2 separate regions of the Homo sapiens genome follow, and region 1 is linked to region 2. Evidence: chromatin contacts called from ENCODE Hi-C or POLR2A ChIA-PET data. All regions are on one chromosome and are shown on one strand. Each heading gives the region's core, a stretch centred on a gene start or an enhancer-like site at or near the end of the contact. The rest is flanking DNA. Distances are from core to core; before and after follow the strand shown. Region 1 overlaps EEPD1 (endonuclease/exonuclease/phosphatase family domain containing 1). Region 2 has its middle 13 kb from the start of LINC03013.

Region 1 (4,307 bases), core at 177-2,676, 460 kb after region 2:
TTACTGTTAGAAAGGAGAAGCCCACCCTGGGGTAAGGGTCGTTATCCTTCCTGGGATGTGTCTCAGGACAGGCTCAGGCATGACTTGCAGCCAGCACCCCCGGAATGCCCGGCCTTCCTCATTTTGGTCTCTTGCAGGCCACCTTCCCTTAAGTCACTATCGGTCACTGACCTCTTCCCCAGAAAAGGCTTAAGAGGTCTCTAGACTTACAATGATTTCTATGTCCACTCTTAGGAACTTTTATTTGCTCATTTGGGCCAGGTGGCATAAAATCAAATGGTGCTTAGAAGTGACCACACTGGTATCAGGTCATGAAGTGTGCCCCATTTCTGTCAGGGAAGCATTCTCCTGAGAAGTCCTGGTTTGTGCCAAGCATTGTTATCTTGGATGACTTGGGTCCTGGTCCTGAAATTGAGCATGTGCTTAAAATGACAAGAGGGAGTAAATAGGACAAGTAGATAGGTTAGCCTGGTCATTCCTAGGTCAGAGTGGCTTCTGTTGAGAACTGAAAATTAGGCTGAAGCCTTTGCAGAGCAGCTGGACAGATAAGCATGGAGGAGAGTGTATGCACACTGGAGAGGTGGGAAGAGGGAGGGGAGAGGACGAGGCTCAGATAGAACAAGAGAGTGCAGGAGAGGGGCAGAGATGCTGTGGTAGACTCTGGAACCACCAGTGATGCTGCTGTCATCCTGGCAGCTTGGAAGCAGCTATCATCCTGGCTGCCGCATCTGGCCCCTGTGACAGCTGAAACCAAAGGTGGGACTGGCTGGAGCTAACTAGAACTGGTTTTCCGCAGTGAGATTTCACCCCACACAGAAGAAGAGAGAAGAAGGCTCAGACTGGGAATGATTCAGTGACGTGTTCAGCTGCCTGGTGTGTTATAGTTTGAGCCATCCCAGGAGGTGCAAATCTTCAGCACTTTGGACTAAAAACAAACGCAGACTTATGCCCTGACCATTCCAGCGGGCAGCACTTGCTGTCTGATCGGACATGTTTCATTTTAGGAAATTGCTCATTTCTGTTAGTCTCAGGGAGCTATCATGGACCAGGAACTGCAGTCTTTTCTGGTGTGGGAGTCTGGGATCCTAAACTGTTGTGAGACCCCTGCTACATGCCCTTAAGTTTGAAGGGGCAGTTTCAGGAGGTAAAGATTAGGGGCTCTTCTTTAGAAGAGTCTAAGCCTTTACAAGAGTCTTTACGAGACTCTTTCCGCGTTGTCGAAACCCCATAGGTTAAAATGTCTCATCTGTGTGCTCTGCACAGGCACACAGAGGCCTGAGTCGAATTTAAAAGAAGGCACTGGGCACCCAAGCCCTTCACCCTTTTCTAAAAGAGGAGCACATGAGCTTTGCATTGCAGATGCAATTTTTATTTTTAAACACCGTAAGTGATGGCGTGTGAGCAGTGACGCATCCACAGCCAGCTAATCTGTATTGTGTAAAAACACACAAACCACAAATTATTTTTAAAAGGGAAGAAAGCAGAAGAACAGATGCAGCAAACTCCTTGTATCACGTGAATTGAGGAGAAAAACTCCACCAGATGCGTTTCTGAGCAACAGCAGAGGGAACACTAGCATGCCCAGATGGGGCAGGGAGTTCTGTCTGCCTGCTTCTCTGGGGAAGACACCTTTCTTTGTGTCCAATTTCCAGGACAGTGACACTGTCTATTTTTGTGTGCATGTATTTCTTCTTTCTCTTTCTTTAAAAAAAAAAAATTAACAATTACATACATATTGAAAAGTACAGCAGTCAGAGAAGTGTGCAGTATTGTTACAAAGTGAGCCAACCTGTAACTCAAGTCGCAGAAATTTACCCGGCGAAGGCCTGTGTCTTACTCAACACACCTGGGTTATGAAATAGCCTATTATATAACCCAGCTCCCCTTACATTTTTTTTAAAAATGAGATTAACATCTAAGAAGTAACAAAAATGGTACTCCTTGGACCATGACTAGAACTAAATGTTGTTTTCGTGAATGCGGTTAGAGACCTTCTGGATCAAGAAACACAGAGCATCCGAGTGGGAAGCATTCTGTCTTCTGTCCTTGGCTCCAGTAGCCTGGTTGGGCTGCATGTTCTCCATGAGGATGAGTGGTGGCCAGATCTCCGGACCAGGTGGAAGGCTGTGCAGGGCATCCCTTCTCTGTCGGTTTCCTGGGTGGGGCTTGGTCACTGGAGTGGGGATGCGCAGCGAGGGGCAGCTCAGGGCTGGACTCTTCACTGCTGTCTTCTGATGGTCTCAGCTGGAAGCTGCTGGGTGCTAGTCTGCACTGAAGAACCCCCAGCCCAGTGGGGGAGGCAAGCCGGGCACAGAGCAGTGCGTCATGATGGGGGCACAGGATTCCGTGGACATTGGCAGCAGGCATGCTCACCACATCTTGGGGTGAGTGGGATGGCAGGGAAGGGTCCCAGAAGAACTGATGAGGAATGCCAAGGTGGAAGTGCCAACCAGCAGAAGTTAGATGGAGAAGAGGCCCAGAGAGCAGAGTTCCCGAGAGGGAGAGTGTGCAGAAGCCTGGAGCCTGGAGAGGGGAGGAATGAAGGCGGGATGAGGTATGGCCAGAGAGCAGAGGGAATGCCACACAGGAGGACAAAGGAGAGATGCAGCTAGATGAGGAGAGAACAGCCACTTCATGCCAGCCTTGGGAGGTCCCCCGGGGAGTGCGGTCCCCTGAAGGCAGAGGCAGAGGGAGGCCATGGGAAGCACCCAGGGCTGGGCTCTGGGTGTATCTTCTGTGTTTTGATGGAGTGCTGCCCAGAGGTGCTGGGTCCCCTGTCCTAGGAGAGTCCTGTGTCTAGAAAAGCTCCAGGGACCACGGCCTTCAGATGGCCCTGCCTGTGGACACTGCGAGTATTGTTTGGCCTTCAGTGAGGGGCAGTCTTGATCAAGAAAATGTTCCTAGGGCTATGTTTCCAAGAGGAATTCAGAAACCCAGGCCGTCAGGTCCCGTGGTCAGCAGGTGGCCAGCGGCAGAGCGGCCACACCCATCCTGGTGCCCTCTCTTTATGGCTGCCACCTCCCTCTGGGAGGGCCTGGGGGACCCTGACACCATTCTGTGGGAGAGATGACAGTAAAATTAGGCTGTGGACATAATGTGAGCATCTTGAGAGTTCAGGAGCCTCTTATCCCCATTTGCATCCTCAGAGCCCTGCAGGTCCCCACCAGTCCCAGGACTTGCCGGTTCTGGGTTTATTTTGTGTGGTCTTTGAACTCCATATTTTGCGTTCTTTTCATCACAGAAGAACTATGGCTACTTCTATTGTGAGGCCAAAAGAAGACCTAGTCCATCTGAGAGGGACCTGCAGAATTCCAGTTCCATGTGGTGAAGAGGATGTGGGTGTCTGCAGTACTGAATTTGGTAGTATGCTGCTTGCAGTGAATGTCCTCTCATTTGGCACATCCCCCAGGCCCTGAGGGCTTCCGTGGGAACAGCTTTAGCTTCAGATCCAGGTCCAGGCACCATAAGTACATGTTGGAGGAAGAAATCCTTGAATGAATGGATGAATGAGTGAATGATTGAATTCCAGTTTCAACCTGAGGCAGGATATTTGAGTTAGTGATTTTTACCCCAAAGTAATTCTGGCATCCTACTCCATCTCTTCCTTGTGACCCTCTCCAAGATGAGTGTGTTTCCTTTTAAGGTGGGGGCAGCACAGAAGACTTCCCCATCCTGGTTCCTCCTCCTGCCCCCTTCCTTCCCAGGCTTGTTACCTCTGCATTTCCCTTGTATCAGAACCTAAGTCTTCTGAATCAAATCCCCCTAGAACTTGTGAACATTCATCTCAGATCTTACACTCATGGGAAAAAGCCCCCCATATGGCTTTCCATGGATGTGACTCTACAACCTAGGAGGAGTCCCAGGCCAGGCCTGGGCTGGACCCGGAAGAGCGAAGGAATTGATCATGGAGCTCTGCCATGGGAGGTGGTTGGAGAGGCAGCAGGTGGTTCTTCATTGGGCCTCCACATCTTCATTTGCCTAACCTTTAGTTTGGAGGGATCAGTTTCTTTATCAGAAATCCATATGTCCCTGAGTGTGCCAGGAATAATTAGTTGATTCCAATGGTGATTGAATGTGTCCTCACCTAATCTACCAACTACTAGACACAAATACTCACAAACCTGGAAGCTACCAAAATCTTTCTCTTTGCAACTGCGAAATCCTTCCTAATGCCCCAGACAGAGCTCCAATTTCCAGCCCATCCCTCTTGGATCCACATCCTCTTTTGTTCATTCATGTATTCTGGTAGTGATCAGGTGTCATGGGTGCTCACTCTGCAGGGACCTGGTAAGGTCCCAGACAACAGG
Region 2 (4,256 bases), core at 638-3,137:
TCCAGAGTGTCCTTAGTTTTTGAGCCACCTCCAAGCAGCCTTGTCAATCACTGCAAGATGCATGCCACTGGCTTCCCCCTCTCAGGCGAGAGCCACCTGGGGTACAGACAGTGGGTCCAGCACTGTGGGAGGCATGGCGACAGCCCTCACAGACTCCTCCCATAATTTACACACACTTCCAATAGACTGGCGACCCCCACACCCCCACCAGGTTCCAATGAGAAACACTTTCTAAAGAACTCTCTCTTGTTAGAACAGCTTCCCTGAGCACAGGAACCAGGGAAGCAATCAGCATCAGCTCAGCTTGACTGTCCCCTACTGCCTGTGCATGTCCCTCCAGTAACTAAGCTGTTTTTACTCAACTTTTGGGTGTTAGCTGGTGAGTCATGGCCTCAAGGGAGCCTACACTGACTAGACTAGGCCTGGTGTTGCCCTCTTTACTTCTTCATAATGAGTAAAGGTTGACACAAATTGTGTATTTAATTATTGCAGATAACACAGAGAGGGATCATGCCCATATTGATAGCCCTTCAAGGCCTAGCATAGTGCCTGGAACATGGTAAATAGTAACATTTATGAATGTCAGCATCTCTGCAGAGCTTTCCCTACATGGATTACAGCTTAGGCTAAAGCACTTGATATATTGCCCACTCCTGCTGTTAATATTTTTAACTAGTTATTTTTCATATTATATAAGCAACATGTGAATACAAGTTCATTGTAAAAAAAATCAAACTCATATAAAAGCTATAGTCTTTTATATGTAAATGATGCCACAATAAAGCTACTTTTTAAAAAGCCGCGATCCTCCTTCACAACTCCACACCAGCCCAGTCCCATTCCTTTCCCAGACACACACTCCACTCTTAACAGTTTCATGTGTAAACTTCTAGATCTTCTTCTGTGTGTTTTCATACATGTACATATCTTCATACATTATGTGCTTTCATACATGTATATTCAGATGAATACTCATATATTTGTGTTTTTGCACATATATACATTGTGCACATACATTCAGAGTGTTTTAGTCAGAGTGCAATCAGAAGGCAGAGCAGTGCTAGATATGACATTGCAAGCAGAGGGAATTTAACAGAGATGGTGGGGGAGTTCAGTGGCCACAGAACAGCAGGAAGCCACTATCAACCCTGGAGCTGGAGGGACAGAGGGAGGAAGCAGAGTTACCAGAGCCCAGGAGCTTGGGTCAACTGGAAGAATCTGGGACCATGGCAGCACTTCCAGCTAAATCTGGAGCAGTAGAGGAAGAGGCTATCTGACAGTAGGTGGAGACATGGACGAAACCTATCAGACACCATGTGAAGCAGGGAGAAAGGGAGACATAACCTGTCTTCTTCCCTCCTCTCATTCTCCAGTGTCTGTCACTGGCTCTCCTTAGCCAGTCTGGAAATGAGCCTGGAAAATGTAGTTCCCAAGGATACAAAGCCCAGATAGAGGATGGTCTGGAATGGATCTGAGAGCAAGCAGACAAAAGGCCAGCACATGAAGTTGAAAATAAAACACATAAATAGCATCATGGTATATGTAATGTTCTAAATTTATCACTTACCATTTTTACAGAGATAAAATCTGGTTAAAATGGCCATTGAGAGCAGGCTTGATCCACAGAATGAAAGGTACAGCAGGAGAGCACAGAGGCAGACAGCAAGGAAAGACATGCTACAGAAGGGCAGCCCAGGGGCTGGGGTGGGTGCAGGTCTTGTTCCTTGGGAACCAGGCCTGATCTGCTCTGCAGAGTGGGAGGAGGGCAGGAGTATGAGATGACCATTGCCCAGCAGTAGTATCAAAGACTCAGAGAGTTTACAGCCTGAAGGAAACTTAGGTCTCCCATTTCAACTCATGACTTCTACAGAATAAGGAACTGAAAAGCAGAAAGTGATGGGCCCGGCAACCCAAAGTATCTCAGCTAGTTTTTTTTTTTTTTGTCATTTTTGGTTTTTTGGGGCATGGTGGAGGAGGTGTTAGGGGACAGTTTAGCACCAATGCCTCCTCTTCCTGCTGTGAGTCACCGAGCAGCCTAGCAGAAAAGCTGTGAGGAGAAATGAGAAGCTCTAGAGGCAATCAAGCTCATCTGTCCTGCTGGGGGGCCAGTGTTAGACACCTGACATGTCTTAAAAGCGGAGTCACCAAAGGACATCTTTTTCTTAGAAACTCCCCTAGCCTCCAGAGTCTGGTTTTAAACTGTCTGTGGCATAATCTCAGAGCCTCCAGCAGGTCTCAGGGACTGTGCTAGATACAAAGATGAATGAGATAAGATAATGAACAAGAGACATATTTCCAGGAGCTCTGAGCCTCACAGGGAATCAGAAGTGAATAAAAGGGAGCATGATGCAATGTGATAAATATAATACCTATGGCACAGAAGAGGAGTTGATAATTGCTGGGGGAAGCAAGAGCAGGGAGCTGGGAAAAGAAAGCTTCACAAAGGTAACCGCAGGGAAAGTGTTGAAGGAGGAATAGGAGCTTTTCAGAACACTAACCCCAATGTTAATAACTGAATTAGACCAACCTTCCCCAAAGACCACTATTATTCCTCAAGGATTTACACAGAAACTGTTCTTATCCCATTTACCTCTTATTACATAATGGGAACCCCCCACCCACCCACACACACACACACATATTTGAAAGTATATGATAGATGAAATGAGTTCACTGCCCCATCAACCATGATCGGCAGGGCCAGATTAAGATCTTCAGAGACTCTGGGCACTGCAAAGTTGATGGTGCTTCCATACGTAATTTAATGTAGGAAACAATGCCATCATGCACATGCCTGTAAAGAAGTCCAGCAAAGTTCTGGTTTTTCCTACAATGACACATTTTAGATGTTTTTCAAAATATCAAATAGCCAACATCACCCATGTAATGGTACTGGGATTCTTTTGGTGCCCCTGCTCTGCCAGTGCCCATGCCTGCTTATGGGTGACCCTGCACTGATGAGGCAGCCCCTTCCCACGCCAGAAACCCCAGGTGGGGTTGGCCTCATAAGTTCATATTCCTATTCTTAACCAAATGGACTTAAAGTTGTTCTTTCACTTCCCCATATATCACATGCATTATGACTTTGTTCTTTATCCCTTTCTGTCAACAAACACTCAACCTGCAACCCACGAAGGCCGTCTGAAGGTCTAGTGGTCTGGTTAACCATAAAGAAAGACTGGTGTGAGAAATGCTATTTTCTTATACTAAGCTCAGCTGCTTGTAGCAAGAGGAAGACCATGTGACAGTGAGGTGTTTATGAGCACAGGCTTTAAAAACAGCCATGGTTTAGCCGGGCGCAGTGGTTCATGCATGTAATCCCAGCACTTTGGGAGGCTGAGGTGGGCAGATCATGAGGTCAGGAGCTCGAGTCCAGCCTGACCAACATGGTGAAATCCCATCTCTACTAAAAAAAATACAAAAATTAGCCAGGCATGGTGGCACACGCCTGTAATCCCAGTTACTCAGGAGGCTGAGGCAGGAGAATCGCTTGAAACCTGAGAGGCAGAGATTGCAGTGAGCCAAGATCGCGCCACTGCACTCTAGCCTGGGAGACAGAGCAAAACTCCATCAGAAAAAAAAAAAGAAAAAAGAAAAAACAGCCATGGCTGGGTTCAACATTTGCTCTTTCACTTAACCATACGATCTTGGGCAAGTTACTTTACACCTGTAAATCCAAATTTTATCATCTATAAAATGTGCTTAATAATAGCACCAGCCGGGCGTGGTGGCTCGCGCCTGTAATCTCAGCACTTTGGGAGGCCGAGGCAGGTAGATCACCTGAGGTCAGGAGTTCGAGATCAGCCTGGCCAACATGGTGAAAACTCATCTCTACTAAAAATACAAAAATTAGCCGGGGGTGGTGGCGGGCACCTGTAATCCCAGCTACTCGGGAGGCTGAAGCAGGAGAATAGCTGAACCCAGGAGGCAGAGGTTGCAGTGAGCCAAGATTGCGCCACTGCGCTCTAGTCTGGGTGACAAGAGCAAAACTCTGTCTCAAAAAAAAAAAAAAAAAAAACAGCACCTACCTCCTTACCTCATGAAGTAATTTGTTGAACAAATATTTAGTATACTCTTACTATGTGCCAGGCACTATCCTTGAACAGGGGATACAGCAGTGAGCAAACAAAATCTTTGCCCTAGAGCTTACATTCCAGAGGAAAAAGATAGACAAAAAAAAAAATAGATATCATGTATATATTTAATTATATATAATTATATATCATGTTACAAGGAAAGAGCTAGGCAGCATTGGG

Evidence for each region. A loop is a pair of places that touch in the nucleus more often than their neighbours do. ChIA-PET counts read pairs that join two places held with the same protein, here RNA polymerase II (POLR2A). Pooled maps may share reads with other maps.
Region 1: a loop to region 2 is called in a map of OCI-LY7, with 5 times the contacts of the local background. The contact joins two enhancer-like sites. A Hi-C loop is called at or near these places in 1 of 168 maps with a recorded cell type or tissue (OCI-LY7), 5 of 37 single-sample maps with no recorded cell type and 1 of 50 pooled maps. POLR2A ChIA-PET finds 5 or more read pairs at or near these places in 1 of 52 experiments (GM12878).

What each region holds. Positions count from the first base shown.
Region 1 is chr7:36,190,810-36,195,116 of GRCh38, forward strand. The region is part of intron 2 of EEPD1 (endonuclease/exonuclease/phosphatase family domain containing 1); the gene reads left to right. Among named protein-coding and RNA genes, the nearest start is that of EEPD1, 40 kb to the left of the region's middle. Within about 2 kb of position 1,427, at least 7 of the 41 ENCODE cell types and tissues checked have a DNase peak (open chromatin) inside an H3K27ac peak, as active enhancers do; they include OCI-LY7, where a contact is called at or near this core.
Region 2 is chr7:35,727,469-35,731,724 of GRCh38, forward strand. No RefSeq gene overlaps it. Among named protein-coding and RNA genes, the nearest start is that of LINC03013, 13 kb to the left of the region's middle. RefSeq lists enhancers at 1,215-1,364, 1,815-1,914, 2,825-3,074. Within about 2 kb of position 1,888, at least 9 of the 41 ENCODE cell types and tissues checked have a DNase peak (open chromatin) inside an H3K27ac peak, as active enhancers do; they include OCI-LY7, where a contact is called at or near this core.